2 separate regions of the Homo sapiens genome follow, and region 2 is linked to region 1. Evidence: chromatin loops called from intact Hi-C (ENCODE). Cell type or tissue: B cell. All regions are shown on one strand. Links, peaks and the distances in the headings refer to the core of each region. The heading gives the core; the rest is flanking DNA. Region 1 overlaps PLA1A (phospholipase A1 member A). Region 2 holds the start of CFAP91 (cilia and flagella associated protein 91).

Region 1 (16,024 bases), core at 4,954-12,953:
TCTATGTAAGATTTTATTAGAACAAAGTTTTCTCATTGCATATTTTCTCCTCTGTGGCCTCCACTCCAACTGTGTCATGGGTCACATTCATGGGTGTGGATCCAGAATCCACATCCCCTTTCCCTTCCTCTAAAGGCATTTATGTCATTAACCTTACCACCCCTGGGCACTTGGACCACAGGAACTGGCTCTTAATTGTAGGTGATTGCAGATTTCTTTCACCAGACATCATGGGAATTCAAAAGCCACACAATGCCAAGCCCTGTCTCCTCACCAGCCACTGCTCTCTTATTGCTCTTCTCTTCCAGAGAAAAGATGGTCTGCTTACCTGAACCAGTGAACTTACAAGCAAGTGTGACTGTTTCCTGTGACCTGAAGATAGCCTGTGTGTAGTTTAACCTGGGCAGGACACATCTCCCTGCATTTTTTTTTTTTTTTTGAGAGAGAGGTGTGATGAGGGATGTGTGTGTGCAGCTTATTGTAGACCATTACTACTAAGGAGAAAAGCAAAGCTCTTTCTTATTTTCCTCATAATCAGCTACCCTGGAGGGGAGGGAGAACTCATTTTACAGAACTTGGTTTCCTTTGCCGATCTTATGTACATACCCATTTTAGCTTTCCCATGCATACTTAACTGCACTTGCTTTATCTCCTTGGGCATTCGTACTTAGGATTCAATAGAAACATGTACAGGGTAAACAATTTTTTAAAAATAAAACTTCATGGAGTATCTGAATCATTTAATTGTTTTACTTGAATGGAATTCTGTTACCTACAAAAAGTTGAGATTTATACTCTGTGGGATTGGAGAAAACAGTATTGCATTATCGGTATTAAAATAGCAACTAAAAGAAGTACTTGGAAAAAGAGAGGGGATGAAGGGTAGGGAGGAAGATGGCACCATTTACCAACCCTTACCATTACCTCCTCTGGATATCTGGAAGGTTTGAGGGATCAGAGAGATCTTGGGGAATACAGGTAGATTTCCTCTGGGTTAGTGTTTCCCAAACTTTGATCTTTGTAAATAACCTTGTATCAGCCGCAGCCCAGCAAAAAACAGATGGTGCGCTCAATCTGGGTTATTTGAGGAGAATTTAAGAAAAGGACAATTTGCCATAGTCTTTTGTGGGGCAACCACAGGGATAATGCAGTTCCCTGAAGCTACTGGCAGTAGAAGCTGCTACTACCCTACCTGTGAAGAGGCCAGAGAAGGAGGGGAAGCACCAGAAGGCTGCAGACCTGCAGTGCAGGGACACAGCCAGCCAGCAGCAACCCCGCAGGGAGGGAGCAGAAGCACAGGTTCTCTGACTTCACTCTTCTTCCTCTCCCATTTTCCTGCTAGTGCTCCCCATTAAGGACCCCCAACAGAAGCCAGAGGACAAATAACACATTGACATGGCCTAACCAGGCCCGGGGCATACAGCAGGACAGAGAAGGTTGGAGAGTGGATGGGAAGGGGGTGCGGAACTAACAGATATGGCACACGCCTTCACCACTTTCCCAAATCCAGGTTGCCTCGGATTCTTTTATTCTTTAAATTCACTTTTTAAAAAACATAAATAAATGAGCTTTAAAAGGAAACTGCTGACTTGCTGATTCACTCTCCACAATGAAGACAGGGAGAATGATGTAAGCAACAGGCTGCAATTACTTCATCTGGGCCAAGTCAGCCAGGGCACTGAGAGAGCTTCGGCCTTTGTCCAGGCCTTGGAAATGCAACCAAAAGGACAGGTGAGGCTCACGAAGATGTTTAACTGTCTGCATGATCACAGTCATGTCTAAAGAATACACATGTTCCCTGCTATGTAGGCTTGCAATTTTCTATTTTGCCTCAAACCAAAAACCCTCCTTTCCTTTTCCTTCTCTTTACTCCACCCAGGTTCCTCCCTAGAGACAGTCTTACCCTGAGCTGTATTACGCTGCACTTCCATTTGCCATCTTGGGAGACACTGCTTAGCACATACTTCTTCCTTAGTTTTCCCCACTGCTCGTTGCTTTTTTTTCCAAATGTGTATCACATTTCTGTGATGAAAATCATATTGTCGGCCGGGCGCGGTGGTTCACACTTGTAATCCCAGCACTTTGGGAGGCCAAGCTGGGTGGATCACTTGAGGTCAGGAGTTCAAGACCAGCCTGGCCAACATGATGAAACTCCATCTCTACTAAACATGCAAAAAAAAAAAAAAAATTAGCTGGAAATTAGTCAGTGTGGCGGCACATGCCTGTAATCCCAGCTACTCAGGAGGCTGAGGCACAAGAATTGCTTGAACCCAGGAGGCAGAGGTTGCAGTGAGCTGAGATCATGCCACTGTACTCCAGCCTAAGAGACACAGTGAGACCCCATCTCAAAAACAACAACAACAAGAAATCATGTTTTGTGATGTTGATGCTAACTGGTGTTAAACTCACTCAATCTGTTTTTCAGTGGCCTCAAATTCCATTCTGCTTTTGGCCATAGCCCTGGGTTTCTTTGCGAATATTTTCTTATTTTTAAACACTGTTAGACTTTCTCACATGTTACTTTGCTCCGTCAGAAATTTTGGATTATTACCTTACATGGAAAAACCAGTTTCTCTACTCATAAATTAATCCTAGAAACAAATACAATGAGAACATTATAATGTTTAACATTCCAACTAGATACTGTGGTCTGATGCAGGCTTAAGTCCTGGGCCTGTTTTTTCCTTTTTTTTTTTTTTTTCCTTTCATGTTCAGGAGGCAAAATTTTTTCTTTACTACAAAGGGGAAATTTGCAAGTATGTGAGAGATGTTAAAAATTTATCAGCACTGGCCAGGCACGGTGTTGTCCAGCACTTTGGGAGGCCAAGGCAGGCAGATCACCTGTGGTCTGGAGTTCAAGACAAGCCTGGCCAACATGGTGAAACCCTGTCTCTACTAAAAATACAAAACATTAGCCGAGCGTGGTGGCAGGCGCCTGTAATCCCAGCTACTCGGGAGGTTGAGGCAGGAGAATCGCTTGAACCCGGAGGGGTGGAGGTTGCAGTGAGCCGAGATCGAGCCACTGCACTCCAGCCTGGGAAACAAGAGCAAAACTCTGTCTCAAAAAAAAAAAATTATTAACACTGAATGGAAACATTTTTCTATATGTAATCACTGGATGGAAAGGATATAAAAAAATGCATAACTGTCTATGAGATGGAATGTTGTTTAATGCTGGGTCTATGTGGTACCTAAAATCATCCTGTCCAGGGGCACGTGGCCCACACTTTGGGAAACATGGCTTTAAGTAGATGGGATGTCTGTGGGGTCAGGGAAAGGGAGAGCTAACACGGAACTCTGCTCCATGGCAGAACAAAAGCAGAACTTGGGTCTCCCTTCCACACCCACTTTGCTCACTCTGCTGCAGTCTTTTCATGAACAGAGACTATTACAGAACTAATTAAATTCAACAGGCAGATTCACCACCAAGTGCAAGATACACTGCCGTAAGATACAGAACAATGTGACCTTGGAATAGGCACGCAACAAAAACATCCAACATTGCACAGCTTTTTACTATGTTCCAGGCACCATTCTGAGTGTTTCATATGTATTAACATATTTTATCCTCTCAGCAAGCCTATGAGATACATGCTATTATTATCCCACTTTATAGATAAAGAAATCAAGAGGCTGAGGAACCTTCAAGATCACAGGTCTAGTAAGTAAAGGAGCCAGGATTCAAATGCCAGCTGTCCGCCCCAGAGCCAGGTGATTAATCACCACTCTAACCAGACTCAGAAACATGACACAGAAGTAGCCCCTAAAGGTCCACAATGCAACCCTGTGGGACTGGATACATAATTTACAGGGTTCAGTGCAAAATAAAAATGCAGGCTCCTTATTTAAAAAGTTGAGAATTTCAAGATGGTGACAGCAGAGCATGAAACCAAGTGTGGGGCCTGAGTGGAGCCCTGTGCCCAGGTGTACAGGTCGCATGCCCAGGAAACTGGCCTTGCAGCCAGGTGAGCCAGCTGTCAATTCCCAGAGCCGGGCATTCCAGCCGAGCTTGTGTAGTGCAGCTGACTGTGAACCCAGACAAACCTCAGTTGGCTAAGGAAGAAAGTTGTGAAGGATGAAAAAAAGGTCATAGGGCCTTTGAGAGGGATGCTAGTGTTTCTTACAGAAAATATTCAGACCCAGCCAGGTGCGGTGGCTCACGCCTGTAATCCCAGTACTTTGGGAGACTGAGGCGGGTGGATCACCTGAGGTCTGGAGTTTGAGACCAGCCTGGCCAACATGGTGAAACCTTGTCTACTAAAAATACAAAAATTAGCCAGGCATGGTGGCGGGCACCTGTAATCCTAGCTACTTGGGAGGCTGAGGCAGGAGAATTGCTTGAACCTGGGAGGTGGAGGTTGCAGTGAGACAAGACTGTGCCATTGCACTCCAGCCTGGGCAACAAGAGCAAAACTCCGTCTCGAAGGAAAAAAAAAAAAAGAAAAGAAAAGAAAAAAAAAAGAAATGAAAATATTCAGACCCCAGGGGACATGCCTGTATTAACCATCACTAGATTTTCAGATGAATGTTGTTGAAGGTTCCTCTACACTAGAGGCTATGGGAGCTTGGTTCCCACTGCACAGCTTGGTGACAGGTAGGAGAGAGCCCAACTCCAGCAGCATTTTGGAATGCTGTCCCCAACATCTGGAGCACAAGATGTCAGAGAGAGACTGGGATGGGTTGATAAGGGAGAAGATGACTTCCTAGCCTCTTTCGAGGTCTGATGATCCACACTTTGAGAATAGACGTAGGAAAGACCTTCTACTCCTGTGTCCTACAGGTGTGAGATTCTCTAGCAACTGCAGAGTGGTTAACAGCAAAGAGGACATGCGTACCCACTTCTGAATAGCAGGGCTGGCTGCTTCAATAGAGCGAGAAAAAGGTGGGAGTAGAAGGACAGGGGAGAGGAGAGGAGATGGAAGCATGGATGGAGGTGACTGCAGTCAGATAAACAGTTGTTTGGCACACAAACCCAGCGTTCCATAAAGTCCTATGTGGACTCTGTGAGTTCACAATAGTTTCCCTTGCCAGCAGCTCACAAAACTGTGCCTTGATTACAAATCTCATGACAAATCAAGCCCTTGACCAACAGGGACTTTGTCTTGTCTGCTGTTGTACTCCAAGTCCCTAGCACACAGTAGGTTCTCGAATATTTGTTAGAAAATGAATAAATAAATGGTCCCAGGAAGTATTTTCACTTCTAAGGCTTAATTATTGGCAGAATTAACCACTGAAGCCATCTCAGTGTTGGCTTTTCTTTGCGAGTAGTTTTTCACTAATTTAATCTCTTCACTTGTTATAGATATATTCAGATTTTCTTTTTCTCTTGAATCTATTTCAGTAATTTGTACCTTTCTAAGAGCTGTCCATTTTATTTATCTAATTTGTTGGTACACAATTGTTTGCAGTATTCTCTTATAATTCTTTTTATTTCTATAAGGTCAGTAATGATGCCTCCTCTCTTATTCCTGATTTTAGTAATTTAAGTCTTCTCTCTTTTTTTCTTGGTAAGTCTAGATAAAGATTTGGCAATTTCATTGATCTTTTTGAGGAACCAACTTTGGTTTTCCAGTCTCTAGTGTGATAATTGCTACTCTAATCTTTATTGTCTTTCTCGATCAGATATTATTCTACATCATTTTTAAAAACAGCTAAAGCCACAAATCTGCCTTGACCCTTTTGTTTTTGCTTCTGCTCTGTCGATCTTCCTTGAGGCAGCAGATCTTTCATGACCTATTGCCCAAAAAGGATAGAGTCACAGGGTCACAGACAATTCTTGGAAAAATTTACATTGGTGAATATATCAAAATGATATTCTGCTACATATGCATAACTTATCTTCACTCTTGGACCACAAAGATCTATTTCAGAGACAAATTTGGAGTGGAATTTTCCTTAACATTATCCTCAATAGAGCCTAAAGTATAGAATACACTCATTTTCTCACTCATATCCTGAGACCTCAGTGGTCGTTTACCAGACGTTGGAATTCCTAAATGAATACCATTGCCTTAAAAATCATATTCCTCAGGTCAGAAGGCTAGAGTGCTCTAGTACAGGAGTCCTCAACCCCTGGGTGAGTGAACATTAAACCTGAGCTCCATCTCCTGTCAGGTCAGCTGTGGCACTGGATTCCAGGAGTGTGAACCCTATTGTGAACCGTGCATGCAAGGGATCCAGACTGTGCTCTCCTTATGAGAACCTAACTAACGCCTGATGATGTGAGGTGGAACAGTTTCATCCTGAAAATCATCCCCCTCACCACTGTCCCAGCACTGTACTGGTCTGTGGAAAAATTGTCTTCCACAAAACCAGTCCCTGGTGCCAAAAATGTTGGGGACCACTGCTGTAGTAGATTCCTAGTCAGTTTGAGGTGTCTTTTTTTTTTTCAGGTGGACAGAAAGTAGGATTTATTGTTGGGCCTTAGGAGGGGCAGCACAGTGGAAGCCCTCATGAGTGCAGGGCCCACCACTTGTCCAGAGGGCCACGACTGGGGATGTACTTGACCCCGCAGTCATCTGGAATGAGCCGTTTCTCAGCCACCATGTCTTCACATTGAACTTGGTAATGCCCCACTTCTTTGAGATGTGGATCTTCTGGTGGCCAGGGAACTTGGCCTTGGCCCTGTGCAGGGCCTCAATCACATGCTCCTTGTTCTGCAGCTTGGTGCCGATGGACACGATGACGTGACCAATGTGAACCCTGGCCACAGTGCCCTGGGGCTTTTCAAAGGCACCTCATATACCTGTTTGGAGCCTGTCAGCCCAGCACAGGACGTCTTGTTGATGTGCATAACGTGGAAGGGGTGGAGCCGCACTTGGATATGAAAGCCATCCTCGCCGCAACTTTTCATCATGTACTTATTGGCACAAATTCAGGCAGCCTCCAGGGCTTCAGAGGAGAGCTGCTCATATTCATCTGACACCATGTGGCCACAGAGTGGAAACTCATCCACTTTTACCTTCTTCCACCCCAGGTCAAAGATGGGAATCTCGGCATCAGCAACACCTCGCCAGAAGAGAGGCTTTGTGTTGTTCTTACAATAATGGTAACACTGGGTGGGGCAGCGGCCCATGGTGACACCAGAATCTTCAGTGGCACACGAAAGGGAAAGAGCTTGAGATATCTTTTGAACTTAAGAGTCATCCCTTTCTCTAAGAACTGACCCCCATCTAGAAGATGGGCAGCCCCAATTGTACTGCATGACCCTGTCCTCAGACCCAGCTTAATGGACCAGAAGTAGACAGCTGACTGAATCTGGACAAGGTAGATTTCCTTCCTGAAAGTCTGAAATTATGACTAAGAGGCAGCCGTACTTGTCTTCTGGTTGTTGGAATTGTTCCATGTGAACTCAGGAGCTGAGGGCAAACATATTCCACCATGAGAACAGAGAAACAGGGAAGACTGCTCTGTTGGAAAACAGAAACATGTTGCAGTTCTCCTAAGAGAAACAGAAACAGAAGATGGTGACTGGGTCCCTGACAGCTTCCTGCTTTCCCTGATGGCTTTCTGATCTAGTCCCATATTAAAATCTAGTGGCATTTCTGACTTTGAATTCCATAAGACACCCCTGTGTCCTTATAAATTCTCCTTTGCTTTGTCATCATAATTATCAACATTGTCAACATTATCAACAAAAAAGATAAAACTTCCTGAACATTTACTATGTGCCAAGTAAAGTTCCAATTAGCTTACACAAATTATCTTATTTAATCCTCCCAGTGAATCCATGTATTACTTCATTTTACATATGAGGAAACAGGGACAAAGAAATTAAGTAACTTGTCCACTACAGTCAGCAATAGATAAAATCAGGATTCACACCAAGGCCATCTGACTTCAGAATCTGAGCTCTAACCACCATGTTATACAGTTTAGCCTGCTCACGTTGGTTCTTAGCACTTGCAACTAAGACGTATTAGCTAAATAGGGCTCCTCAGTCTGGCCCTACTCTGCCTAACAAAAATTATCTGCCATTTTCCCCAGTGTGCTGAAGCCAGCATTCCCCTAAAACATACTATGGTCAATGTCACCTCCATGCCTTTTTGCTCCTTCTCCTTCCCACCCACCCCCACTTTTATATTCTACCAATGATTCAGGGTCCACTTCCAGTTCTATCTTCCCCAGGGAAACTGGTCACCCGTATGTTCTATCAGTCAGTAACTATGCTGCCTTGCAATGGTGGTTAATAGCTTACTGCATGTATGTCAGGCCTCTATGATGAGATTGTAAGGTCTTTAAAAGCAGGGGCTATATTTTCTCTTTCGCTGTGTCCCCAAAACACTATAATTCATTGTAAGCATGCAATAAAAGCTCCTTGAATTGAACTAAAGGCAGTAATCTTAGTGGCATAGACAAAGGCAGGGAGAGAAGGTCAGGCACAGAGAGGCTTAACTTTAAAGGAGAGCTTAATGTCTTTTCATAAGTGTCAGGAATGGCCTTCACATACTCATCTTGTTTTAAAATTTTATGTGTCAATATTACATTTTAAAAGTTTTAAATCTCTATAGGAAAAAGGATATTATATTGAAACATAAATCTTCCATAATTGCTGAATTCTCACCCAGCCCTTGATCTCCTTGTTGAGTGGTCCCAAGTCTGACATTCTGAAAGTGACATACGCTGCTCCCCACAGCCTCAAACACATCTCTGATCTCACTCTTGGGCACACCCCAAGCCCTGGGATGACCATCACAACTCCCCTCTGCCCCACCATCTCAGAGGAGGTAGGTTTCTTCCCCTTAAGAAGAGTATGGGGGTGATGAGAGTATCCCAGTGCCTGAGTCTTCCTAGGCCCCAGGAAGGCCTTGGAATCCTCTCTGATCCTTAGCATTCACCCTCATCTATGAAAGCAACTGTTTGCATTATGTGTCCACTTAGTGTCCTGACAACAGTCTAAACTCAATCCATCCAAAAGCAAATCAACATCTTCCCCAAAGTTGTTCCTCCTCTTTTTACGGTAATAGCTGCCACCATGATCCAATCATCCAGGCTTGAAGCCTGAGTCATCTTTGACTCAGAACATCACAGTGCTAAAAAAAAAAAAAAAAGTATTTTAAGCCATTTGCCTCCTTCCCCCAGTATATGATTTATACTCAGACTCTGTCTCTCAATATCTTAAAATGCATCTGAGGTCTGTCCCTTCCTGTGTATTCCCCCGATAAGGCTCTGGATTTTGGCAACAACTCCTGAACTACTACTCTCTTTTCCTGCTGGTTTGAATAGGGAGAGAAGCAAAAGTAAACTGGAAAGTGGAACTAGAAGTCTCTAAAACCACAAGTGTTAACCTTACCCTTGCCAGAATGGGGCACATGAATTGTCCTACTAGCAGGTAACAGCTGAGTTTAACCAACATTTAAGAATTACCAACTACATCCTGGCTAACATGGTGAAATCCTGTCTCTACTAAAAATACAAAAAATTAGTCGGGCGTAGTGGCGGGCGCCTTGTAGTCCCAGCTACTCGAGACGCTGACGCGGGAGAATGGTGTGAACCCGGGAGGCAGAGTGAGCCAAGACCGTGCCACTGCACTCCAGCCTGGGCGACAGAGCGAGACTCCGTCTCAAAAAAAAAAAAAAAAAAAAAAGAATTACCAACTAAATGTCACACATGTGGCCTTGTGTGGGGTGCTGGGGCCACAGCAATAAGTAAGACTTCCCCAGCCCTCAAGTGCCTAGCGAGGGATGAGAGCTGAGGGGGGCGATCCCAGAGGGCTCTGCGAGTCCTGAAGGGGATTGTTCAATGCTGAGGGCGAGGTGAAGGCCAGGAGAGTGTGCGTAGGGAGAGGACATGTGTACTAGGTTTGAGGGCTGAATAGGATTTCAGGCCTGAGGGCTGAGGGGTGGAGGGCAATTCCAGGCTATTAAGCAAAGGCTTAGTTTACAGGCTGGACTAATCCGATTTGTGTGCTGTGTCCTGGGCTCCCCTGTGGCAGTGATGCAATCATGTGACAGTTGGTGGTCATGTGCTGGGTAAGGACACTTTCAGGAAGGATGATATCACAGAAGTGATATAATCACCAGATAACTTTCTGAGTAGGAGGCACATGTCAGGGCATGAATTCAATGGTGACAGACGTGAAACTGCTGACAGCATTGTTTTCACTTCTACCTCAAGATTTGTGTGGATGTCTACAGGAAACCAGGGGGTCAAAAATAGAAAGAGAAGAGGTGCTGAACATTGGAGATGGACTCAATTTCCCCCTCCAGGCAATTCTTCTCCCCAGGATCTCTCACGGGTTTTTGCTTTATACATATATGTAATGCTATTTTTCAAACATATAAAGAGACTGTTGTGGCTAATTTTTAAAACCTATAAATTTATCTAAAAATCCTATTGAAATCCAAATGTCTTTTGCCTTACATACACCATTAGATAATAAAAGCACAACTTCCACTACGTAAGGTCTGATTCTTTGGTGGGGAAAAGGGATTAAAAGAGGTCCTCATCTTGAGAAACCACTGCTATACACCACAGGTGTGTAATGACAGCCCTGCCTTGGTGATCCTCCAGGTTGGGGAGTGGCACCACATCCAGGTTATGTTGAATCTCAATTTACAATGTATAGTGTACTTTTTTTTTTTTTAAGATGGAGTCTTGCTCTGTTGCCCAGGCTGGAGTGCCCATTATGAGTCATGGAGACTCAGATTTTGAGTAAGAGAGAAATAAAACTTTGTGCTTTTAAGTAATAATAAGTCAATCCTGACTAATATCACATGGTAAGAAGTCTGGATTTTATTCTAAGTGGGATAGGAAGTCATTTCAAATTTTGAGCCAGAGAGTGATAAGATCTTGTATATGTTTAAATGACCTCTTTACTGTGTGTAGGTTATGAGGCAGAAGGACTGGTTGTAAGTCCATTGAAGTTAATTTAGAATGAAGTAGTGGTGGCTTGAAATTAGCGGTGGCAGTAGAGATTGTGAGTCGAATTCAGAATATACAGGCATGCACCATATAATGACATTTTGGTAAACAATGGACCACATATGGTGGTCCCATAAGATTATAATGGAGCTGAAGAAGAAAGTTTGAAGACTACCAGATATCAAAACTTACTGTAAAGCTACAATAATTACAACCAGATGGTACTGCCAAAGGGTAGAAAAATAGAACCATCAGACAACAGAAAATTCAGAAACAGACCTACATCTATAGGAAAATTTGATTTGTCACAAAGGATAAGCTGAACACTAGTAGGGATAGGATAATCATTTCAATAGGGAGTGCTCAGTCAATTGGATAGCCACATGGAAAATAATGAATCTTGGCCCTTAGTCATATATACAAAAACCAAATCCAGGTTGATTGTAGGTCTAACTTTGAAATGTAAAACAATAAGAAATCTAGAAGGTTATTGGGAGAGTACCTTCAGGGGAGGAAAAGATTTCTTAAACACGACACAGAAAGCACAAATCAGAGACAGAAAGATTGATAAACCATTACATTGAAATTAAAAACTATGTTCATCAAAAGATACTATTTAGAGAAAAACAATACCCACAAAAGTAGGAGAATATATACATATATATATAAAATCTCAATAAGTAACAGAAGGACTTTTAACCTGATTATTTGAATAACTCCTTTAAGTCAATAAGAAAAAGCATACAGGCTGGGCACAGTGGCTCATGCCTGTAATCCCAGCACTTTGGGAGGCCAAGGCAGGTGGATCACTTGAGGCCAGGAGTTCGAGACCAGCCTGGCCAACATAGCAAAATCCCATCTCTACTAAAAATACAAAGATTAGCTGGGCATGGTGATGCACACCTGTAATCCCAGCTACTTGGGTGGCTGAGGCATGAGAATCACTTGAACCAGGTAGGCAGAGGTGAGCCAAGATCGCACCACTGCACTCCATCCAGCCTCAGGACAGAGCCAGACTCTGTCTAAAAAAAAAAAAAAAAAAAAAAAAAAAGAAAGAGCAATGGACAAAAAAAAAGAAACAAGAATAGATACTTCACAATAGAAGATATCCATATGGCCAAAAAAAAAAAAAAATTGAAGAAGAAGAAAAGAAAGAAAAGCTACTCAACCCATCAGGAAAATAAAAATGCTGCTAAACATGCCCAAATAACTAAAATTAAAAAAAAAAAGATAATGCCAACTATTGCTGAGGATGAGAAGCATCTGGAACTCTCATACAGTGCTTGTGGAGATGTAAATTGGTACAATCACTTAGAAAAATTGGTCGTATTTACATACCCAATGCCTGAGTAATTCCATTCCTAGGTATATATCCAAGAAAAGTATACATATGTATACCAAAAGACAGGTACAAGAGTGTTTATAGCAGCACTATTTGTAATTGCCCCAAGGTGGAAACTATCCAAATGCCCATCAATTGTAGATTGGATAAATAAATTGTGGTATAGTCATACAAAGAGCACACAACAACAAAAATGAAAAAACTATTGAGAGGGAGAGATGCCCAAGGATTCCCAGCTGTTTCAGCCCTCATCTGTTTGAGTCTTCCCAGACAGGTGAGTAAAGAAGCCTTACAGATGATTCTAGACTGAGCCACTATCTGACTGAAACAACATGAGAAACCCTGAGTGAGAACCGCCTAGCTGAGCCCAGTCAGGTCCCGCACTCATGAGCACCACATATTATTAGGACAATTTTAAGTCACTATTTTAGGGATTGATATTACACAGCAATAGATAACTGAAATATATGTTGAAGTATTTAAAGAAAAAGGAAAATAGAATATATTACATTTATAAATCTACTTTAAGATGTTTAAGAAAATCTAATTAACTAAGTTTGTAAAAGTCCCTCTAAAAACTATTGTTTAATACTAGGTTCATCAACAGAAAAAGAGATTTGTAAGTTGAATGTCACAGCCTAAGGGAAAACGAGGTTTTTAAATTTCCACTTCCATAAATTTGAATCTTAATTGAAAAATAAAAAATAACCACCAGTGAAAAGCTGGATCTTTGACTCCATTGATCCTTTCAGACAATGCAAAGAAACAACATAGGGAAAGGAGTTGAGTGATTTATTGAGTGCTTACTTGGTGCCACGGCATGTGCTAGGTGCTTACCTAAATCAACTCATTGGATCCTCACAACAACCCTGTGAGGTGGGTTTCATAACCCCCACTGTTTACCGATGAGGCTCACAGAGGCTATGTAACTTGCCCAAGATTCTGCAGCTGGTAAAGGACGGAATCTGTGCCTCTGCACTACCAATGCCTGCTCCTGAAGGAAGGTTTGTGAGGGTGAATTTCTCAAAGTCACTTCAGGTCCTTACTGTAGCGACAGTGTTGGCACCTTCTGTGTCCTCTCTCACCTTGCCTGTGAGCCTTCCAGTGGGTGGGAAAAGAGGCATGCCTATCAGTGGCCATTCTGTGAACACAGAAGAGAGCTGCGCTGGCCACAGAGAAGATAGTCCAATGATCCTTAAAGTTCAGGCGTGTGGGTTGGAGCCAAAGGGGCCTGTCCCCTGGATATAACTTGAGAGTAGCTCTGGAGAGGAATTCTAGAAGCTGTGGAAAGAAAAAGAGGGAGGATTTTAGCACTATGTCTCTGGACAGTTTGTCTAACTTCAAAGGGTTCTTTTCAGTTTTTTTCTTTCCTTTACCAATTCCCAATGTTTTAACTGTACTCACTGCCTGACATGATAGGGGCAGGTGTACCTTCGAATCATTTCATACTAGAATATTAGGGCAAGTCAGCTTTGAAGGTATCTAGCCCAATCCTCTCCTATTGTAGAGACCAAGAGATCAACTTTTGTTGCTTCCTATGAACGTTCTATAGAACTCTACTTCTTACCTAACCCTATCTAATTTAAAGAAAAAAACCAAAAGCCTGTATTGAATAATGGTAAGTTTCATAAGACTCCTGACTTTCATTTTTACAGAAAGATGGGTAGGAAAATGAGGCCTGTAAGACAGAAGTGGAAACATGACTCAGGAGCAGCCCCAGGCTGCTGTTATCCAGAGGGCAGGTGGGGAACTGCTGCCTCTAACTTACCTGACCGACAATGGAACCTGTGGCAGGTAGAGGTGGCACGACCCTCTAGAGACCCCTGCTCTGGCCGTGCCACTTTCAAGAGCAAGTTTTCCGAGCCAGGACTCTTTCCAGTAGTTCTGTGAGAAAAGCACTGTTTGCTAGCACTGACAGCTACCAAAAACCTTACAGCTGCTTCTGAGGGGAAGAGCATGATGACAGTGTGACTCTAATCTGCCTCCTCCCAAACAGATGAAGGAGAGCAGGCTGACATGTGACTTAGCTATTCAGGGGCTAAAGAGCTAGCACATGTTTTCTTTAGGCCTCCACTTTTTGCTGTACCTTTTGTTGTCAGGGGATTCTGCCAGCTGCCACCTTCCCTGAAAAGCCAAACTGGTGGAAATAAGAGGGAAAATCATCTATCTCTGATAAAAGAAAGAGAAAGAAAGAGAGAGAGACTGCTAAACAATTGTACATACAACAGAATCTTAAAATACGCTACACATTTAACTAGTGCTTCAGAGCTTAAAAACTGCCTTTATGTATTTTATCACAATCACGCCTCACAGCAACCCGGTAAGGTAGACAGAGCCATCTTGGTCCTGTCCTGCAGATGAGGAACATGTTCTTGATGGCAGGTGAGTGGCAAGACTAGAGTCCAGATCTTAGAAACACAGAATCCTAGAGTTAGAAGTTACCCTGACACAATAATCCAAGGCATCCTTTTCCCAGAGCATGAATCACCTTATAAAATCCCTGAGATTTCTTATGGCCCCTGCTTGAACTCTTCCAGTGATGAGTAACTCTCACCACCCATGAGCAATCCAGTATCAATACTGAGCTAAAATCCTTCTTATAACTTTCAGCCTATTCAATTCAATTTCTGCCCACAAGAACTACACCAAATTAAGTCAAATTCTAATTTACATTCTTTCTAAAATTTGAAGATATTACACTTGCCCTTTTCTTGCAGATAAAACATTTTCAGTTCTTTCAACTACTTATCATGTGATTACCTAGAACCATGCCTAAAATATATAGTAAATAGTGTTTATTGAATCGTTTCTCTTGCCCTTGGTACTATGTCCTGATCCTCCTGTCGAGGGGCTCCTTCCCTTACCTCGAGTGTCCTCAATTTTGTAATCTGTTCATCATTTGCTTATTTAAATAATAGGGAGAAAAGAAACAGTATAGTTTTCAGAACAATGTGAAACAAAATAAAAATTGTCCAAATGTCAGACAGCTTTCAATTTATTTTGTGATAATGGATTCATTATTTCACTCAACAGACTACCTCGGAGCTGCATTTCTAGAAGATAAGTCCCTCATTCATTGAGCATCTCCTGTAATAAGACACAGAATGGATCCCTGTGGAGAGTGGCCATCGAATTAAACAGAAAAATTCTAGTGAAGGGAGGGATGATTTGGGGTCTGGCTGGAAGACCCTGCATGAATACATTATCCTGCAGCATAGTTTTGCCTATTAAGAGAAGCAGCACCCATTTTTTGTTCAATTTTGGGTACCACCAGACTAAAAAACATATGTCTCTTCAAAAAGGAGCTCCAGAGGAAACTCTGACTATTTTCAGTTGGTCTTAATTTGGATTGGTGTGAGAGACAAGCACTGGTGTCAATGTGATGAGGCTGTGTCATTCCTAATGATGCAGAATTCAGCCAGCTTCATGCCTCTCATATAAGTGCTGTGCCGGGATGAATAGCAATGAGCTTAACATTTTGATAACTAAAGAGCCAGGAAATAGATGGTGAATGGTGCCCTACTTTATGAAAGAAATAATAGTAAATTGCTCCCAATTAAGGGAATATGCTTATTCATTAGAGTAATAACCTTATAGCAAGTTTGATGGTAAATAAGTCAAATCAAACATTCAAAACACAATTTCAGAAAAAGAACTGAGGCTAAATTATCCCATGATCACAGACTACATTGAAAACTATCAGAAGTTTGGCTAATTTGATCATGTTTTCAAGTTGTTCTGAAAACCTCTATGGCCTGAAAAGTAAACGACATAAGTTTCCTTTCTCTCTATTGCTTAAACAAAGAAACATGAAAAACT
Region 2 (16,024 bases), core at 5,938-13,937, 62 kb after region 1:
CATGAGTGTTTGACCCTCACTATCTTTTGATTCCCCAGAAAGATTTGCAATATAGTCCATTGGACAATGCTGAACTATCATTGTTTACAAATGGATCATATTTAAAGGATGACACTGGCAAAGAGTGTGCAGGATATGCAATTATTACCTTTTTTTGAAGTATCTGAGGCTAGCTTCCTACCTGTGGCTACTTCTGTCAAACAGGCTGAGCTTTTGCCCTTACTTGGGCTTGCCTCCTTGCTAAAGGGAAATCTACTAATCTGTATTTACAGGCAGTAGGTATGCTTTCGAGGTTGCTCATGATTTGGGGATGTTATGGAAATAATAGGTTTCCTCACTTCCATGGGAGGCCAAATTACAAATGGATCCTACACACAAGACTTACTGGATATCATCTAGCTACCAGCTGCTTTGGCTATTATCTAATTTTCTGTACATTCAAATCTACATTTTTATGGAGATGAGAGTAAACCGCTTTGCTAATAATGCAGCAAAGAATGCTGCCATTAAAGGTTCATTTGATCAAATCTCTGTTATGGCCCTACTAAAAGAACTTTCAACAAATGATTTAAGAATAATTATCAAAGAGGCCAGGCACAGTGGCTCATGGCTGTGCACTTTGGGAGGCCGAGGCAGGTGGATTGCTTGAGTCCAGGAGTTAGAGACCAGCCTGGGCAACATGACAAAACCCCATCTCTACAAAAAAACACACTCAAAAAATTATCTGGGCATGGTGGTGTGCTTCTGTAGTCTCAGCTACTCAGAAGGCTGAGGTAGGAGGATCTCCTGAGCTCAGGGATGTAGAAGCTGCAGTGATCCATGATCAAGCCACTGCACTCCAGCCTGGGTGACAGAATGAGACCCAGAAAAAAAAAAAAGAACAATTACCAAAGATGCACAGAATTGGGCCTCAGAAGTCAAAAAACAAAACTGAAGTCAAAAAAACAAAACAGGGCTGGGCACAGTGGCTCACAACTGCAATCCCAGCATTTTGGGAGGCTGAAGTGAGTGGATCACCTGAGGTCATGAGTTCAAGACCAGCCTGGCCAATATGGCAAAACTCTGTCAAAATACAAAAAAATTAGATAGGCTTGGTGGCATGCACCTGTAATCCTGGGCTACTCAGGAAGCTGAGGCACAAGAATCGCTTGAGCCTGGGGAGCAGAGGATGCAGTGAGCCGAGATCTTGCTACAGCACTCTAGTCTGGGCGACAGAGTGAGACTCCTCTGTCTCAAACAAAACAAAACAAAACAAAACAAAACAGGCTGGGTGTGGTGGCTCACCCCTGTAGTGCACTTTGAGAGGCCAAGGTGGGAGAATTGCTTGAGGCCAGGGATTCAAGAGCAGCCTCCCAATACAGTGAGACCCTGTCCCTACAAAAAAATGAGAAAATTAGCCAGGTGTGGTGAGGTGTGCCTGTAGTCCCAGCTACTTAGGAAGCTGAGGCAGGAGTATTGTTTGAGCTTAGGAGTTTGAGGATGCAGTGAGACATGATCACACTGCACTCTAGCCTGGGTGGCAGAGTGAGACCCTATCTCAAAAACAACAATGAAACCGAAAAAGGACCATGATTTCTGGTTTGATGAGCAAAAGGAACTCTGATCGGGACCTGAGAACAAACCAGTTCTCCCAGATTCAAGGAAATATCCACTATTAACTACAGTACATAATTTGATTCATTAGGCAACTGACATTAATTTCTTCCAGAAAACAATATTGGTGGGGTGGGGAAATATTTTAAAAGCCACTAAAATGCTTATTTGACTTTTACCACCTGTCCTAAATTTAACCAAGGAAAATCTGTATAGACTCCTCCTTGACATTTAAATTTACCTAATAGGCCATTCAAGGTTTGGCAACTGAATTTTTTCCAACTACCTCCCTCCCATGAGTATACATATATATTGGTTATGATCTGTATGTTTTCCCATTGGGTGGAAGGCTTTCTTTTAGATAAGCTACTGTTTTAGCTATGGCCAAACTTTTCTTTGAAAAAAATTATTCCTCTTTGGGGAACTCCCCTTGAGCTTCATAGTAACCAGGGAACCCACTTTACTGGCCACATGGACTTCTTATTATGCTTACCATCTTATAGGACTTATATTGTTCTTACCATCCCCAATCTTCTGACCTGGTAGAATAAACAAATGGAACCATAAAGACTCAGTTGGCAAAATGTATGGAAAACTTGCACCTCCCTTAGTTTAAAGTTCTTCTCTTGGTATTATTACTGAGAACCACTGCTTTTAGAGCCCACAAATTTTCATCTTTTGAAATAATCACTGGTCATCCTATGCATTTAATGCCCACTGCCTTTGACCCTCAATTGTTAAAAGGAGAGATACTATAATACTGTAAGGGAATTATTACAGTAGTAGACAAATATTATATTTTGGTAGAAAAATCTTTCCACAGTGTGCTCCTGGAGGACAAAGACCTAAAGCACCAAGACCTAAAGCTACAACCTGGTGATTCTGTCTATCTTGAAAAGACACCTATATGAAGACTCTCTCCAACCTCATTGGAAGGTCCCATACCAAGACCTTCTCACCAATCCCTGTATCACCAAACTCAAAGGCATTGACTCATTGATCCACATCTCTCATTTTAAAAGGGCTTCTACTTCTGCCTGGACCGGTACCCCAGCAGGCAATTTAAAGTTTATCTGTTATCTGAAGCAGACAACAATTGAAATAAACTGCTATTCACAAGACGTCCAGACCAGGCCAATATACCCTTTTCCTTTTACTATTGGTCTCTTCTTATGTGCTTTTATTTTCCTGGAAAAATAAGGCTCTAATTTGCATTTTCTAATCTATTTCCAAAATGAGAAACATAACCGATTTATTGGATTTGGTACCAAAAAAACTTCAATCTCCATGATGCAAGTGAACCCCTGGTCTAACTCATAATGGATTTTTTTTTTTTTTTTTGAGATGGAGTCTTGCTCTGTTGCCCAGGCTGGAGTGCCGTGGTGTGACCTTGGCTCACTGCAACCTCTGCCTCCTGGGTTCAAGCGATTCTCCTGCCTTGGCTTCCTGAGTAGCTGGGATTACAGGCGCACCACCAGGCCCAGCTAATTTTTGTATTTTTAGTAGAGACGGGGTTTCACTGTGTTGGTCAGGCTGTTCTCAAACTCCCGACCTTGTGATCTGCCCACCTTGGTCTCCCAAAGTGCTGGGATTACAGGTGTGACCAGCGGTGCCCAGCCCTCAGAACAGATTTTACTGATATTCCCCATGTAACTGTTCTAATTATACATCTAGTCCTTTTTACAAGGTCAAGCTTTTAGACTCACATATTCAGATTTCCTGTTTCACCCTAACATTACCTAAGATCTACAAAAAAGGCCTTGAAGTTAGATTAAGATTATGCAAACAACATGCTGATAGAATTCAAGAGAAAAGAAATTTGACAGCTTATAAAAATATTTATGACCTTCCTCCTCTAATTGTTGATGACTTCCAACAGTGCAATAATTCAATAATAGAACCCTGGATAATTACTGTTGACACCTCCCTACAAGTAACTGTTAATGCACAAGGTACTCCATCTACGTGGAATTACCTGTTGTGACACATCGAGATACATTTTCATCTGTGGGGGAGCCTACAGTCAGCTTTATTCATGGGCAACATCATGTCTCAATAAATGGAAAATAAAGCACCAATGTGGTCTGGGATATTTCTACATTCAATTTAAACTTGCAAAATCTGAACATTGGTTGACATCTACTAACTTGCACCATCATATCAAAAAAGACACTCTACCTAGAGGCATAAACTCAGCAGGATGGGCCTCAGTTGTTAGATCCTTCTTCCTCTGGATTGGGGTTAGTACCTTAGAAATAATGGTTAGAAATTTATCCCTAACTATTGGAGCTCCAGCTGACTCCACAGCCAAAGCCATGGCAGCTCACCAAACTTCCTTAGATTTTCTTGCCAAAGTGGTTTTCGATAACAGGATTGCTCTAGATTGCTTATTAGCTGAACAAGGTGGTATTCGTGCAATTGCTTACACTAGCTGCACATGGAAGTAGAAAACACAATTATGAAAGATAACGGAACATGCCACCTGGCTCCAGAAAGTTCCACCCAATGCATTTGGACTTTTCAATCTGTTTAGTGACTTACCTTCAAAATAAGATTCATGGTTTAGAGCTATTTTTCAAACTGAATTCATGATACTATTGCTGCTTATTCTTGACATTATGATAGTTAAGTTACATTATTGTTGCCTGTCTAATCTTTGCAAAGCCTGCTTTCCCAACAGGAAAATGTTAGTCCAGTGCTTCCAGATGATTGCTAATGCCTGTGTAACTGATAAGATGGAATCCAATGCTGAATCTCAGGTAGACCTATCCTGTAAGGGTCTTTCCTTCCGGCCCCTTTGTTGTCCAAATGTGACTTGGGCCTCTAATGTTGACTCCTATTGACTCCTATTTTCCCTCTAGTGTGGGGTCAGAACAACTAGGACAAAGCACATCCCGGCATTGAGGGAGATCAAGCCTAACTTCAAGGATAGTTGACCAGTGATGCTTTCAGGGAAAGATCTTAGTCAAAAAAGGGAAATGTGGGCGCGGGGGCTCACGTCTGTAATCTCAGCACTTTGGGGAGGCTGAGGCGGGTGCATCATTTGAGGTCAGGAGTTCGAGACCAGCCTGGCCAACATGATGAAACCCCGTCTCTACTAAAAATACAAAAATTAGCCTGAAGTGGTTGCACATGCCTGTAATCCCAGCTACTCGGGAGGCTGAGGCACAAGAATTGCTGGAGGCTGGAAGGCAGAGGTTGCAGTGTGCCGAGATGGCGCCACTGCCCTCCAGAGTGGCCAACAGGGCAAGACTCCGTCTCAAAAAAAAAAAAAAAGGTGGGGGGGTGGCAGGGAGCAGAATGTGAAAGTTGATTATCTAAATGGAGTCATACCTGTCATACCCAACTAAAATTTACAGTGCAGGGTGGGGGGGCATAGAGAAAAAACAAAAATGAAAACAAAACTCAGGTCTCAAAAGCCTGCTCCAGAAACTGTCCAGTAAGCCCAATTCAACGAAACAGCTGCTACAGTTTTAAGACTAGTTTTACAAGGAAACAGCCACCATGACTTTAAAACTAGTTTTACCTAGAAATTGTGGCCACTGACCAATCAGAGCTCACCAGCTCCTGCAAAAAACATGTTGCAAGCACCAAAGAGCTTTCTTTCATAACAACCCACATACTCTTTCTCCTTTCCCAATAAAACCTTCACCATTTTTTTGTTCTACCACATATCAGAGACCACCCTGGTCTACGCATGTGTACCAGATTGCAACCCTATTTCTTTATTCCAAAATAAACCCTCTTTTGCTTGGAGATTCATCTCTCTATATATTTGTTATTGATAGAAGATAAAAAGCTAATAAGAGACTGTGTGAACATACACACAAATGAATAAAAGTTGGTGAACTACCTAAAATAAATGAGATCAAGCCTGTGTATTTTTGTCTTTAGCTTCCGGTTGGGAAGAATTTCTTCCTTTCTATAGCTGTGAGACCATCAACCAAAATTCAGAACAAACTCCAATAAGTTGCAAAACACTGATCAAAATCAAATGCTCACTGCAGCCTCAAAATCCTGGGCTCAAGCTATCCTCCCACCTCAGCCACTGAGTAGCTAGGACTACAGGCGCATGACACCACGCCCAGCTAATTTTGTTGCTGTTGTTGTTGTAGAGAGAGGATCCCACTATGTTGCCCAGCGTGGTCTCAAACTCCTGGCTTCAAGTGATCCTCTTGCCTCAGCCTCCCAAAGTACTGGGAATACAGGCATGAGCGACCATACCTGGCCTAAATGCTCTCTCTCTCTCTCTATATATATATATATATATACTAACCTGTAAATTTAAAATTTCACCTAATGAGCCAGCTTAAACTGGAAATTTTGTTTTCTAATAACATTTGTTTTTTCTGATTGAACTGATGTTTTCCAACAGTAGCAAAAGCTGATGTATAGCATTTAGAAGCTAAATGTAACTACCATGTAATGTAGTAGTAAATGTTACTATGTAATAGTTACATAGTAACTAATAGTATGTATTAGTAGTACACAGTACTAATACTGCTGATACTACTGCTAGTACTATGTAACTGGTAGTTACATAGTAGTTACATTTTGCTACTAAATGTAACTGAATAGCATTTAGCTACTAAATTTATATATTTAAATCCATGTTTACTTACATTTAGCTACTAAATGCTATTCAGTTAGTAGTGAAATGTAAATATGTGTTTAAGTATATGAATTATATCTTTAACAGTCATGCCTATTCTTTAGCCCTACATTTGCCCTTTGTATTCTTACATATTTTAAGATGAATATCAGATGTAGTTCTAGGTAAATGGGAAGCTCATGATGCACGAAGACAGAAATGGAGAAATTGAGAAGATTTATGAAGCTAGGTAGTATTATAACATTTATCGGACACTCGCTATCTAACAGACTGTGTTCTAAGTCCTTTGTAGGTGTTACCTCCCATAATTTTCCCTGATATTATTGCTGTTTGTTCTCATTTTAGTGTTTTGGAAACTGATGCATGTGGATATTAAGTAAATGCCGAAGATCACACGAACTGTTTTAGAACAAAGATTCAAACTTAGGAAATCTGATTCTAATGTTCACGTAGTTAATCACTGTATTAGAGTTTCTGCAGTGTACGGAAGTGTTAGTTTTACTGAGGATGTATTGAGTTTGTCTAGTAGATGTTTGGTCATTTGAAATGGAATATCTTAAAGATTGTGAAGGTATGAAATTGGCAGTGAGACAGAAGTGAAAGTCACTGATGGCAGACAGGTAAATACATGAATAATTCAGTAGCTCAATTCATTCCAATGTATTTTCCTTTAGCACCTGCTTTGTGCCAGGTGCTGGTGTAACTACCCAGTGAGTTCTCCTTGCTCGCTGGCTAGACAGAGTCAGTTTATAAGATAGGGGAACTGCAATAGAAAAAGAGTTTAATTCACACAGAGCCAGCTGTACAAGAGACTGGAGTTTTGTTATTACTCCCCAAACGCTTGGAGGTTAGGGGTTTTTCGGAGACAGTGTGGAGGGCAAGGGGGGTATGGTAGGGGGCATGGCATACTAATTGGCTGGGTTGGAGATGACACCATAGGGAATTGAAGCTGTCCTCTTGGGCTGAGTCAGTTCCTAGGTGGAGGACGACAGGACTCGTTGGCAGGTCCAGGTGGGGCCATCTGGTTGTCAGAAATGCAAAGGCCTAAAAAGATACCTCAAAAGGCCAGTCTTAGGTTCTATAATAGTGATGTTATCTTCAAGAGTAATTGGGGAAGTTGCAAATCTTATGACCTCCGAAAAAATGGCTGGTAATTATTTATAATTCAGGCCCCTTTCATCCTAACTTTGTGGACTTTCACTCATTTTATAAAAATAGTTTAGTTTTTGGGAGGGGCTATTATCATTTAAACTATAAACTAGGCCAGGCACGGTGGCTCACGCCTGTAATCCCAGCACTTTGGGAGGCCCAGGCAGGTGGATCACCTGAGATCAGGAGTTCAAGACCAGCCTGGCCAACATGGCTAAACCCTGTCTCTACTAAAAAATACAAAAAATTAGCTGGGTGTGGTGGTGGGCACCTGTAATCCCAGCTACTCAGGATGCTGAGGCAGGAGAATCACTTGAATCTGGGAGGTGGAGGTTGCAGTGAGCCAAGATTGTGCCACTGCACTCCAGCCTGGGCAACAGAGCAAGACTCCATCTCAAAACAAAAACAAAAAACAAACAAACAAAAGTATACTCTAAATTTCTCCCAAAGTTAGCTTGGCTCATGTCCCAGAATGAGCAAAGACAGCCAACCTGTGAGGCTAGAGTCAAGATGGACTCAGCCATGTCAGATTTTTCTCACTGTCATAATTTTCTCAGTTATAATCTTTTGCAAAGGTGGTTTTACTGGCCTAAGAGATATGGATGAATTCAGGGTGAACAGGACATTTGAGGTCTCTGGTCTCACAGAGCTTACATTCTAGTGGGAGGAGATATAATAAATAAGCAAATCAGTAACATTTCAGTGCTATAAAAAAAATCAAGGTAATAGTGTCTTCGGATGTGTTTATGGAGGCTGCTGGCTGTTGACTACCTTAGATAGTTTATCTGATAGAATGAGGAAAAGAAGTCTTTCTTCTTCTTCTTTTCTTTCTTTTTTTTTTGAGACAGAGTCTTGCTCTTGTTGCCCAGGCTAGAGTGCAGTGGTGCCATCTCAGCTCACTGCAACCTCCGCCTCCCAGGTTCAAGCAATTCTCCTGCCTCAGCCTCCTGAGTAGCTGGGATTACAGGCGCCTACCACCACGCCTGGCTAATTTTTTTGTATTTTTAGTAGAGACGGGGTTTCACCATGTTGGTCAGGCTGGTCTTGAACTCCTGGCCTCAGGTGATCTGCCTGCCTCAGCCTCCCAAAGTGCTGGGATTACAGGCGTAAGTCACCATGGCTGGCTGAGGAAAAGTCTTTCTGATGAGATTGCCAGAGGCGTTTAAACCTGGGCAACTCCATTTTGAGTAGGGGCTAGGTAAAATAAGGCTGAGACCTACTGGGCTACATTTCCAGATGGTTAGGCATTCTAAGTCACAGTATGAGACAGGAGGTCAGCACAAGATACAGGTCATAAAGACCTTGCTGATAAAACAGATTGCAGCAAAGAAGCTGGCTAAAACCCACCAAAACCAAGATGGCCATGAGAGTGACCTCTGGTTTTGCTCACTGTTACACTCCCACAGTAGCATGACAGTTTACAAATGCCATGGCATGTCAGGAAGTTACCCTGTATGGTCTAAAAGGGAAGGCATGGATAATCCACACCTTGTTTAGCATATCATCAAGAAATAATCAGAGCCCTCGGGGGTGCTCTGTCTGTGGAATAGCCATTGTTTTATTCCTTTACATTCTTAATAAACTTGTTTTCACTTTATGGACTCGCCCTGAATTCTGTCTTGCGTGAGATCCAAGAACATTCTCTTGGGGTCTGGATGCAGACCCCTTTCCGGTATAGAGAGAACATTTTAGGTGATGTCATATGTTGAGGAGCTAGCTGTGAGAAGATAAGGAGGTGGGAGTGAGGAACATTGAGAAGAAGAAACGAAAAGTGGGCGGCTCTGAGAACGTAGCTGTACCCCAGACAGAAAAGTACTATACCATTATTATATTGTACTTTGCTTCTGTGTCAGCTTTCTCTATCATCCAGTGAGCTGTACAAATTATCTCAAAATCTTTAACACCTATTATATAGTAGACATTCAGTAAATTTATTTAACAAAGGGATGGATTTAGTAATCATTTCATTAAGATTTCATGTACCAGATACCTCAGAGATACAAAAATGACCAGGTGAAGGGCTGTGCCCTCAGTGAACTCAAAGTTGTGGGAAGCAGAGTTGTGAACAATTACTGATTACTAATACAAGGTGGTCAATGCTATTGGTGCTACTACAGCATTGGAAGGATGATATCTCACTGTATTTGAAAGATATGAGGAAACTGCATAGAAGTGGCAAAGTTAGAGGTGAGTGTTGAAATGTACCTAAATTAGTTGAGGGGTGTTAAAGAAAAAATTATTCAATGATCTTATTAAGGCATGGACAGGCAGAGTGCGTTCAAGACCATTGCAATAGATATAGGAATTACTGCAACAGGGTCTTGTAGTTGGGGGAGGGATTGGGTTCAACTCCGAATATAGCATAAGCAAGTAGAAATTTATAGCAAAGAGCAGGCTGAGGGTCAGTGGATGAAAAATTACTAAGAGGAAATATCAGAGGTAAAGAGAATTCTGGTTAAACTCATCTCAAAGGATTCTTGCTGAAGACAGCCAGGGTAATCAGACTTCACCTGGGGGTGAAAAGCGAAAGCGAAGGATGAGGACCCCAGTCAGATATCTAGGATGGGGGATTCTTACCAAACTGACATAGCACGGTTCTTTGCTAAAACTGGATTTTACAAGAAAGTACACAGACAGACCTAGGACATGGCTGGTTTTCAAAAACCCCAAGAAGTTTAGGAGTAGAGACAATAAGTTAAAACCAGGAGTATATGCAGAAAGAGTAGTAGGCCAGGAAGCGTATTCAGGAAGTGTCTGTGGATCACATTGAGGGACTAAGTGGCTAAGTTGGCTGGACTTCCTGGTTCAATAGGGACTTCCCTAAGGGGACTTTCCCCTAAGCCAAAATGAGTCATAGCTGCAAGCTAAGGGATTGAAACTTCAACCAATCAAAGGGGACTTTCCCCTAAGCCAAAGTGAGTCCCAGCTGCAAATTAAGGGATTGAAACTTCAGCCAATCATATAGAGAGTTTAAGCTCTAGCTGCAGCCTGATGTTTTTAACCAATCAGGCCCACCAACCTAAGAGAGGAGACCACCCCTCATATTGTGTTATGCCCAATTTCTGCCTCCAAAGAAAGAAGAATTTAAAACAAAAAGGCAGAAATGAAATCCACAGGCAGACAGCCCAGCACTGTGCTCTGGGCCTGGTAGTTACAGATTGACCCCTGACCTAACCGATATGTTATCTATAGATTCCAGACATTGTATGGAAAAGCATTGTGAAAATCCCTGTCCTATTCTGTTCTGTTCCGATTACCAGTGCATGCAGCTCCCAGTCACATACCCACTACTTGCTCAATCGATCACGACCCACTCACGCAGACCCTCTTAGAGTTGTATGCCCTTAAAAGGGACAGGAATTGCTCACTCCGGGAGCTCGGTTTTCGAAGATGTGAGTCCGCCAATGCTCCCAGCTGAATAAAGCCCTTTCCTTCCATAACTCGGTGTCTGAGCGGTTCTTGTCTGTGGCTCGTCCGGCTACAAACCCACAAGTGGATAGAAAATAACCTAATCCTATGGGACAGAAAAAGGAAAAGGGGAGGAGTCATAAGGGGATATAAACATAAGATACCCAAACCAGAAATGGCAACCCTTCCAGGTTCCCTTCCACCACGTGGAAGCTTTACTTTCGCTTTCCCTTTACTTTTGCTTTGGCTTTAATAAATCTTGCCACCGCACAGTCTTTGGGTCCACGCATTTCTCTAGTGAAGCTGTAACACTTGCCACTGTGGTCCACGGCTTCATTCCTTGAAGCCTGTGAGACCATGAACCCTTCGATCGAGAAAAACCTTTGATCGGAAGAAGACTTCTCGTCTCAACATTAAAGGACAAAGAAGCCAACTCTAAGGCATGCCATTAGCTTTAATAATCTGAGTGTAATAAATAATAATGATCATAACGGATTAAAACATCAGATCTGTAAAAAATGCATGCATTCATAATGATATCAAACAAACAAAAACTTTGTGGTTAACTCTGGAGTTTGGTAGGGCACCAACTCATGTCTCTGAAATTTCATAATTAAAAAGAACAAATCCAGCATTTACCCAGTCTTTCCTCTATGAGATTATCCTGGTTATCTCAGGATAACCAATGAGTTGGTATGAAAAGATTCCTTTTATAGAAGAACCTCTGGTAATAATAGAGAATTATTGAAAGGATTAGAAATTCACTGCTCTAGGATAAAAGACTTAAGAGACATACCAAAATGCAACATGAGGACTTTTTTTGGATCTTGACTGGAACAAACCAACTATAAAAGATAATTTGGACTCAAACAGGAAAATTGGAATTATTTATAGTACTAAGGAATTATTGTTAATTTTGTTAGATATGATAACGGTAGTTAAATTTTTAAAATCTATGTCAGTTTGAGATGCAGACTAATTTAAGGGTAAAATAATATTATGTCTAGGATTTCTTTAAAAAAGAGGGGAAGGAAACTGAAACTTGATTGGCAAAATGTTGCTAAATGTTGATTCTGAGGGATGGGTTACTTGAGGGTTTGTTATTAAAAGTAGAATCACTTTTGCTTATGTTTAAAATTTTCCATTATAAATAGTTTTCAAAAGCAGAGCCAGTGCCTACCCCACATCATCTTCTGTTATTTAATGCCCAGGACTCAGAAAGGGTCAGCAGTCTCAGATCAACAGTTACTGATGTCCTAACCCATCCTAAACACTGATGCTAATGAGTGTGGGGCAAAGTTCACAGCGTGCTAAGGAGCAACATTTAGGAACCTGACTGGATTCCGCAGCTCTCGGGACAAGCCCCCTGGAAAAGGGCTGGGGGGAGGGGCGGGGAGGCACCCAATTATTCTAGAAGGTTCTGAGATCTCCCAGGGATTTCCGAGAGGCTACGAGGTGTAACTGGCAAATCAATGACTTAAGAGTAGCTTTCTCCCAGCCTCCCCGCTGGCTCTGGAGTATAGAGGGAAGCCAGCCTTTTCCTCCCCCATCCTGCCCCTCCCCTCTCTTCTCATCTTCCCCTCCACTCTCCTCCTGACCCTGGCCTGGCCACTCCTGCTTTCACTTCTCTCCACTCCTCTTCGGCCCCGCCCCGCGGCCTCCTCCCTCCTCCTTGCCCCGCCCCCTATCCCTGCGCGCCGGCGGCCGTTACCATAGCGACGTGCACGCAGTAGCCAGGCCTGACCCGCTGGTCCCTTGCTGGCGGGAGGAAAGAGGCGGCACCATGAGCCACGCAGTAACCATCGAGGAGCCCCAGGCCCAGCCGCAGGTGTCTCAAACTCGGTACCGGGAGAGGTCGCGGGCTGGGAGCCACATCTCCTCCAATCGAGCGTATGATTTTCTGTACGGTAAGGACCGCCGCAGACCTTCCTCCGCGTCCGTCGCCTCCTAGGCCAGGTGGGCTCCCAGATGGTGGGACCTGGCCAGGGGCATGGCGAACGAAACACGACCCTCTGGACTGACCTCTTGCCCACGGTTGTCCTTGGTCGGGTGGGGGCAGCTCCGAGCCCTCCAGGTGGCCGCACTCAGGTTGGGGTCGGGGGTTCGGGTACATCGAAAGGCGCGGGTGCGCTCCGCTTCGGGGGGCGATTTTCCTGAAACCTGTTCCGGGCGTTTTGGTACCCAGAAAGTGTGCAACGATTTGTACACTCGGAGATTCACTCAACGTTCCTGCATAAAATGCCCTACAAAAATGATCTTTTCTCTCCAACTCTCTGGGCAAATCCAAGTTGGGCGAAAAGAAGTGCCAGTTTATCCCATGCTTGTTTTTAGGTTTTTTGTTGTTGTTGTTGTTTGTTTTTTTTAACTTCTGCGTCAAAGCATTGCTTATAGACTGGGTCCGCTGGCTCCTCTTGGGCCAATAAAACCCCAGTTTATTTTAACGGCTTGGTTGTCCATTTTATGTTTTCTCTCTCTCCACGCTCCTTGAGTTCCTTAAGTTCCTGTTCTACACATTTTTGTAGCCTTCTGAGCACCTATTCTAGTGCTGATACATATACTAGGCGCTTCAATAAATAAATGTTTATTGAATTTGCCGTGGCAAGAACTGTAACCAGCTATAAGCATGATTTTTTCCAATTTTGCCCTCTGCAATCCCAGGTTTTTCACCTGAACCTTGCATTGCTTTCAGCAATGTGGTGTTGCCTCTGGGAATCCCAGTCTCCTTTGTGTGGGAATCTAGGGTACACATTCCTAGATAGAGGCTGTGTAATGATTGCTGACATATTCTGGCCAGTGTTTTTCTGTATTTACTCTTGGTTTTGTGAAATAAATCAAGTTAGCTCCTGTAAACACATCACCATGTTTTTTTTTCACGGGTAATTTGAGAAGGAGGACAAACATCTCCCCAAAGTATTTATTAAGCTGGTTGTTTCTTTGATGCCGAAGTGTCTCTTTTGCAGAGGAATTGCTAAATGTTTCCATGTCCCTTGCTAAGAACAGAAATTCACTCAGAGTAGATCAAATAAAAGTTTGGATTGTTATAAAACAATCTCGCCGCTAGTCATGGACAGGAAGCGAAGTATAGCCAGGGCGGATGAGAACCTGGATGGGGAAAATCAGAACTAAGATGCTGTGCTCTCCTGCTTTCTTTCTTTGACCTTATGACCTTTCACCTTGTTAGGGTTGCCACATTTAGCAAATAAAAATACAAGAGGCACCGTTAAGCTTGAATTTCAGATAATGAATAATATTTTAGTATAAATTTTTGTCCTGTGCAATATTTTGGAACACATTTATACTAAAAAATTATTCATTGTGTATCTGAATTTAAATTTAACTGGGCATCCTGTATTTTATCTGGCAACTCTAGCCTTCTTTCTATGTATAATCAAGCCCCAAGTAATGATATTTCGGTCAACAGTGGACTACATGTATAAGGATGGTCCCATAAGATTATAATGAAGTTGAAAAACTCCAATTACTTCGTGACATTGTAGCTGTCATAACATTGTAGCCCAATGCATCACTTTTTCTGTGTTTAGATATACAAATACCATTGTGTTACAACTGTCTACAGTATTCAGTACAATAACATGCTGTATGGGTTTGTAGCCTAGGAGCAATAGGCTATACTATATAGCCTAGGTGTGGAGTAGGCTATACCAGCTAGGTTTATGTTAAGTACCCTCTGATATTTACACAACGATAAGCTCACCTCATAACCCGTTTCTAAGAACGTATCCCCATCATTAAGCAACACATCTCTATGCTTGCTTCCTTCCATCTGACAGAAAGCCTCTTGTGTATGGATTTCTCTTACTATGATAGGGACTAGGGTGGCGTGCTTCTTGACTAATTAGCCCTAAAGCTCACCACCAATTGTATAGCGTCTTTGTGTATTGTAGCTGAAAATTTAAGTTAGAAATTTAAGATTGGTTGTTGGCTGGCCAATGAATTGACTGGCCTTGGGCCAGGTTTCCACCTTGACAGAACTGTGGTGGTGCAAAGATGAACACCTTTCCAGGTTCTTTTACCCTTCCTTATGAAGCCCTATGTGATTAGTTCCCTAGTTACTTCTCTGGCCTCTTATCTACTCTCTTTCCCCTCCTTCATTCTGCCTCATTTGTCCTGGTTTCTTTGCTATTCTTCAGACGTATCAGGCATGTTCCCATCCTAGGGACTTTGCTGTTCTTCAGATGTATCAGGCATGCTCCCATCCTAGAATGTTCTTCAGATATCTAACTAGCTAACTCCCTCACCTTCAAGTCTCCTTACATGCCACCTTCTCAAGGGCCTGCCCCGACCACCCTAGTTAAAATTGCAACCCAATCTTCCTTACCCGATTTCTTCTTTTTTAAAAATAACAACCCTCAAATTCTAATGTGTAATTTGCTAGTTTATTATGTTTGTTGTTTGTTGTCTCTCTCTCATGAAGTCAAAGATTTTTGTCGTTTTGTTGATGTATTCTAAGCACCTAGATAGAGTAGCCAGTCAATAAACATGTGTTGAATGAAGGAGCAAAAAGAGCCTGAGCCTCTTGCAGCTTTTCAGCCTTGGTGGGAATATCCAATGTCTGCATTCAGTAAATCGTATTTGTTGGGTTACTAATGAATTATTAGGTTTTAGGAATTGACACACATTATCCAAATTCAAAAGAGACTTGTTTCTAAATCACAATTCCCAAATTATTAATTTCTATGGAGAAATATGTGTTACCATGTTATCTAGACTAGCTGGTCAGGGTATTTGCCTCCCCAGAGACAAGTCTACTTGGGAAATCAAGTGTATCCAAAGGCTGCTTGTTAATTTAATGGCAAATCAGTTGATTTTAAAGGGTGGTACAGTATAGTCAATCATGAATATTCTTCATCACTTTAAAGATATACCTGATAAACAGATACTTATAATAGCAGGGCAATATTTTGTTGAACTTTGTAAAAATAACAGTTCCATCATCAGCAAACTTACAAACTTAAGGGGTGAATTCTGAAGATAGCTGATTTTTTTTTTAACCGTGTTCACCAATTCTGAGATATCATGTGGTTTGCATCTTTCTAGTGCACCAAATATGGGAGATGGTATAAATGTATTGCTTCTTTCACTTGCAAATTGGCATAGTGCGTATATACAAGGTCTTTCCCTTGAAGAATTTTTTGGGTTACCCAGGCTCAAAAGGAGTTTTGTTCATAGGAGAGAAGAAAGTGTGTTCAGGGTGTAGTACTTGAAAACATGCTAGACTTTCTTTATGAATTCCACTTCCGT

The links. A loop is a pair of places that touch in the nucleus more often than their neighbours do. Peaks named below come from ENCODE experiments on the same cell type or tissue, not always from the same donor. Only the 100,000 strongest peaks of a DNase experiment are listed, where the experiment ranks them.
Region 2: it touches region 1 in a loop (10-fold over the local background); 3 of 110 quality-filtered maps call a loop at or near these places.

The regions. Positions count from the first base shown.
Region 1 is chr3:119,629,076-119,645,099 of GRCh38, forward strand. It overlaps PLA1A (phospholipase A1 member A), which reads left to right. Exons shown (of 11, transcript NM_015900.4): 11 at 309-736. The coding sequence ends at 393. POPDC2 (popeye domain cAMP effector 2) reads right to left here. Exons shown (of 4, transcript NM_001369919.2): 4 at 12,981-13,486. It also overlaps the pseudogene RPL10P7. Among named protein-coding and RNA genes, the nearest start is that of POPDC2, 24 kb to the right of the region's middle. RefSeq lists an enhancer at 9,725-10,234. In B cell, for the core only: no CTCF peak of the experiment used is centred there; DNase peaks (open chromatin) are centred at 9,286 and 9,876; H3K4me3 peaks cover 1,051 bases; H3K27ac peaks cover 1,172 bases.
Region 2 is chr3:119,690,554-119,706,577 of GRCh38, forward strand. CFAP91 (cilia and flagella associated protein 91) reads left to right here and starts at 12,469. Exons shown (of 18, transcript NM_033364.4): 1 at 12,469-12,669. The coding sequence starts at 12,546. LOC105374064 (a long non-coding RNA gene) reads right to left here and starts at 12,490. Exons shown (of 3, transcript XR_924391.4): 1 at 11,943-12,490; 2 at 10,639-10,868; 3 at 9,315-9,864. RefSeq lists enhancers at 6,946-6,995, 9,970-10,369, 10,089-11,288, 11,955-12,634, 12,628-12,677 and 1 more and a silencer at 12,348-12,517. In B cell, for the core only: no CTCF peak of the experiment used is centred there; DNase peaks (open chromatin) are centred at 10,128 and 12,428; H3K4me3 peaks cover 1,142 bases; H3K27ac peaks cover 2,018 bases.